Linked DNA regions of Homo sapiens: region 1 is linked to region 2. Evidence: read pairs that join two places in POLR2A ChIA-PET (ENCODE). Cell type or tissue: IMR-90. All regions are shown on one strand.

Region 1 (2,500 bases), 120 kb after region 2:
ACCAATGTTATGGTGGCCCCCGGTTGGCTGGGGAGACTTGAAATGGCCATAACCACATAACCACAATCTTAGACCAATGCTTTTTAGTACGATCTTGGAATTAAAGATCAGCAACTAACACAGTGTTTGACAATAGGTGCCTAATAAAGGTTGGTTGAATAAGACATTTTCTTTTCAGCCAATGTCTACTCGAACACATAGGTGGAAGTCAGACAGAAGTAGTTAACTCTTTCAATGCCGGGATCGTATGGATATACAGTAATCACATCATGTCAATGTGTTTCTCTAAAACATGTTCAAATTATGGATTCCTGATTTCAGACTTCTGGTTAAATGCTATCTATGTTTGTCTGGTTTTTTTAAGAACCACCATAATCAGAGTTTTGAAAACAGAGCCATAGTAAATGTTAATTAGAATGATGGATGAATTAAGAACCCCAGCACCAATGTATAACAAAACATCACAGTTCACAGTCAAGTAAAAACATTTCTCAGTAATACAATTCTAGATGGGTAATGATTCCAGAGCAAACTAAAGTTTGAAGAAGAGAGGAGAATTTTACTTAACGGCTCCCTTGACACTAAGAATCAGGAAAAATCCAAAGTATGAAGGATAAGAAGGATATATTTTAAGTACAAATAAAGTTTTAAACCTCAAATCAAGAGGATCATCAAGCTACATATAAAATTGCTTTGATGTTTCAGATAGGAGTGGGGAAGATAAGAAGAAGGGGAAGAAATAATTTTGTAGGACTCAAATGTGTGTCCAGAGTGTGAGTTTAAATTACCATGGTTACATCTAATTGGGTTAAGTATATCCTAGAGAGTAATTCATACCATCACAATTACAGAAACCCACTATCATACGAAGAAACAAGAATATTTACTTTTTCCAGATTTTAAGATAGCTTTACAATGATTACTTCTTAGCAGTTTTAAAAAATAACATCAACCAGAGACTTCTCCGGCAAAAGTAAACTACTGGTCTACAACCCTACTTATTCTTCCTTCCATAAAAGTACAGCTATAAAGGCCTTTTCTGTGTCCATTTGTGTACTTGTCTTCATCTCCACCTTCTTAACTGAGCTTCTTTACAGGCTCCACTAGCAGCCTCCAAACACAAGAGGGACTCCTTTTAGGGACTCCTGTGCTGTCACAAAGCAGGCCTTAAATAAAAATCCATCAAGTGACTATCCCAGCACTTCTTTCAATTAACTGCAATTCTGATTCCTGCAGTTCACATACTGACTTCATAAGTAAATTTACTACGAACTCTTCCTTTCATATTTAGAAAAAGGCCTGATTTCCTAAGACATAATAAGGCTGACTTTATACTGAATTGTAAGTGATGAAAGTAACATGAGTAAGAGCTCAAATGGGTAAACAAAAGCTGAAACCACAACATACTTAAAGAAGGGTCTCAACACAGCAAATGAGGAAGCATAGTACACAACCACCAACTACTCATTTTGCTCAGTGTTTAAGGCCAGTTTCATTGGGTCAAATCACAGGATCTAATGGAGTGAGCTTTGTCATCATAATTAGGGGCAGGGAGGATTCAGGTGTTCATCTTGCTGCAAAGAGTCAGGATTGCTGGTTTATTTGGTTGCTTCATCTCCGGCAGAAGAAAGGAGGAACAGAAAAATAGAAGCTAGTTAAGTAACCTGTTCCCACAGGGTCCTCAAGACGTGGATCCCAAGTCCAGATCACTTACAAATGAAATGTACCACACCTCTCCTAGGTTTATCCTGTTATTCATTCTTGTGTTTATCCAAGACTCAGTCTGGGTTTTCTGCAAAGCAAACCCTGCACATCTTGCTACATTCTTCAACAAGAGATTATGTATGTAATAGGCATAAGAGTTCCAGATCTATTTTTCCTCTTTTGTCCAAAGAAATAGGCATTTAAAAGCAGGCCCATTTCAGAAACAATAATAGAAGTGAATACGAACTAGTTCCATAAAGTTGTTTTTCTAAAATAAAAATTTACATTCAATCATTTTTAGTAAGCTGCTAAATTATCTTAGTTTTCCAATTATTTTTAATTTTCCATTAATACAACTGATTTCCAATAAATTTAAACACTAATTTTTTCTCATTACAAATAGAATCCTAAGTTTGCTCCTCAAAGGATTTTTGTTTTTAATGTGAAGAGCACTTAAATGACTGAACTCACTATTGTGATGTACTTTTCTAAGTGACAGAAAAGAAGACATTTGTATATTAGTTTGGCTAATATGACTCTTGCCACGGTTTAGAGGATGTTTGAGACACTTATAAATAAAACAGTAAGAGAGACAGTATTCCATTTTTCAGAAATATGCATGGCTAAAAAAAGTAGTTAATTTTGCTTAGGTTTGTAGAACTCTAAACCTGAGTAATTCAAGTTGAAATGAACAAAAGATGCTTCCTTACCTTTAGGTCTTTCCAACTGTCCAGGAGTTTGGTGGCCAAATCACTTATATCCACTGTTTTATCTGGCTGTTCTTGGCTCCTTTCAC
Region 2 (2,500 bases):
GAGGTAAAATAAGAGTATAGGAGAAAGAATAAATGCACACATCACACTTCCCACCTCTCAGCTCCCTTCTGCACACACCATCTCACTTAACCCTTATCCTGGGAGGGAGGAGGTACTGTGGCCATCTTCCAGCTAAAAAGGATGTGAAGAGACTTACCTATCTACACATCCCAAGGTGAGCAGGGTGGCGGAGCCAGGTGGGCAAAGCAACCTGTCCAGAGAGCAGGGAATCATGAGAGAAACGGCCAGCCTGACCCAGAAGCAGTGGTCATATTGTAGGAGCTGCAGTGCAGCCCTCAGGACCTACGTGCAGGGACAGAAAGGACAGGGGAGGGGGGAGTGTACATTTACGGCAACTTGAATCTGTGCTCCCAGGTTGAAAAAAGAAAGAAAGAAAGAAAGCGGGCTGGGCACGGTGGCTCACGCCTATAATCCCAACACTTTGGGAGGCCAAAGCAGGGAGACGACTTGAGACCAGGAGTTTGAGACCAGCCTGGACAACATGGCGAAACCCCATCTCTACTAAAAATACAAAAATTAGCCGGGCGCGGTGACACACACCTATAATCCCAGCTACTCAGGTGGCTGAGGCAGGAGAACGGCTTGAGCACGGGGCGGGGCAGAGGCTGCAGTGAGCTGAGACTGCGCCACTGCACCCCAGCCTGGGCGACAGAGTGAGACTCTGTCTCAAAAAAAAAAAGAAAGAAAGAAAGAAAGAACGAAAGAAAAGGGCTAGAGTTGCTAGAGTGGCAATATGAAGACCTGAGCACTAGCAAGAAGGCTGCCAGCATCCAAACACCAGGTGAGTTCAGACAGCAAGGCTATAAGGGCACTGCCTCAGACTGGCGCTACCCTCCTGAGAGGAGGGATGGATGTCCCGGCTGGGGTCCAGTGAGGACTTCAAGCAGTGGAAAGGAGGCTTAATTTACAGGAAGGCTTTGGCCAGCATGCTGCACCTCAACCCAGCTGGCCTGGATTCCACTGGCACCACACACTTCCCTGAAACAGCTGGACCAAGCTCACCTATCACCTTGTCTTGCCAAAACCCATCCCCAGTCTTCGCCTGGCTTCTCTCAGCCCCACTGTCCTCATGCCGCCCCACCCCACCAAGTTTCCTTGGATTCTTCTAACTCCTGCTAAATACCTGCAGAGCGAGCCTCAGGGCACAGAATGATCTCCCAGTCCTCTGTCTCTGTGGTCTAAGCTCTGTCACCAGAGGGCCTCGTCTAGCCCCAGGGCTTGATATCCTGTATCTGTTTCTAGTCCAGATGCCTGCTTATGTCTCTCTTCGCTTACCTGTCTAACAGTCATCTCTGGCTTAATGTGGCCAAAGCCAGACTCTTGCCTTCCCCTTCAAAGCCCCTCTCCCCTGTACTTTGCCATCTCAGGAACCCTGTCTGTGCGCACTGCCTCACACCTGGGCTCCTGCAGCTGCCTCCTACCTCCACACACAGTCATCCAAGGGCATGTCAGCTTTGCTCAGACCTCCAGTGGTTCCCCAACCCCCTTAGCCTGAGGTCCAGCCTTGGTGGTCTGCAAGGCCCCCTTCTAACTAGCCCAGCCTCCCAGGCCCTCTCCACCCTCATCCCCCTTCCATACCTCCCACTGTTCACTCTACTCCTACTCCTCAAACATGCCAAGCTAGTCTTGCTCAGCTTGGAATGCTCTTCCCTAGATCTTGGCATCTCACTCCTCCATCCCCGTCTCAGAACTCCCAGGTGGTGGTCTTCCCAGCCTGGGCAGCTGCACAGCCTCTCCCCAACACACACACCACATTCCCAAGTTCCTGGGACACATAAACAGGGACACCATGTTCCTTGTTTCTAAGTATTCCCACTCCTTCCATAGAAGCCCCTTGAGGCAAGGAGGAAGTCTTGTTCATAGCTGTATCCCCAGGGCCTGTCATACAGCTGGTACTCAATAAATACTTATTAGTGGCTAGCTGCAGAGTTCCTGCAGTGAGCATGGGCAGCTAAGGTTCCAAGGGAAAAAAAAGTATCCTTCTTCCAATGAGAGAATGCCAGGGACTGATCAGAGATGTCCAGAAAAATTCATCAGAATCACCTGGGGAACTTTAAGAATGCATGAATTTATAGGCTATATACCAAGACCACAATAGGTCTGAGGTAGGGCCAGAAAAAAGGACTGCAAATTGTCTCTCAAGACAACCCAACGAACAGGTAGGTCTGAGAAACTCAGATAAATCCAACACCATCATTTCATACGTGAACATATTGAGGGCCTCAGAAGGAAATGCTGGCTCACCATAGGTATGTGTTGGGAACCCCAAATCTCCCACCCAGAAGATTCTCCCTCTCACTGCCTCCACAACCTTGGAGTCTGAGAGCTTGGGCAGAAAAGCTGAGTCCTTAGGAAGAACGGGCACTCACACTCCACCTCGGCTGTGACTGCAAATCCATTTTCTTCTTAATCTAACACTTTGCACTAACACTCCATCTTCAAAAAATTAGGGCTAGGATGAGTAAAGCCAGGGTGCAGG

What was found. Peaks named below come from ENCODE experiments on the same cell type or tissue, not always from the same donor. Only the 100,000 strongest peaks of a DNase experiment are listed, where the experiment ranks them.
Region 1: POLR2A ChIA-PET joins it to region 2 with 17 read pairs; 6 of 35 experiments call an interaction of 5 or more read pairs at or near these places.

The regions. Positions count from the first base shown.
Region 1 is chr3:47,081,306-47,083,805 of GRCh38, forward strand. SETD2 (SET domain containing 2, histone lysine methyltransferase) reads right to left here. Exons shown (of 21, transcript NM_014159.7): 12 at 2,415-2,500. Among named protein-coding and RNA genes, the nearest start is that of SETD2, 82 kb to the right of the region's middle. RefSeq lists an enhancer at 2,447-2,500. In IMR-90, no CTCF peak of the experiment used is centred here; a DNase peak (open chromatin) is centred at 1,396.
Region 2 is chr3:46,965,827-46,968,326 of GRCh38, forward strand. The region is part of intron 1 of CCDC12 (coiled-coil domain containing 12); the gene reads right to left. Among named protein-coding and RNA genes, the nearest start is that of CCDC12, 9.7 kb to the right of the region's middle. RefSeq lists enhancers at 272-1,202, 1,203-2,132 and a silencer at 734-905. In IMR-90, no CTCF peak of the experiment used is centred here; no DNase peak of the experiment used is centred here.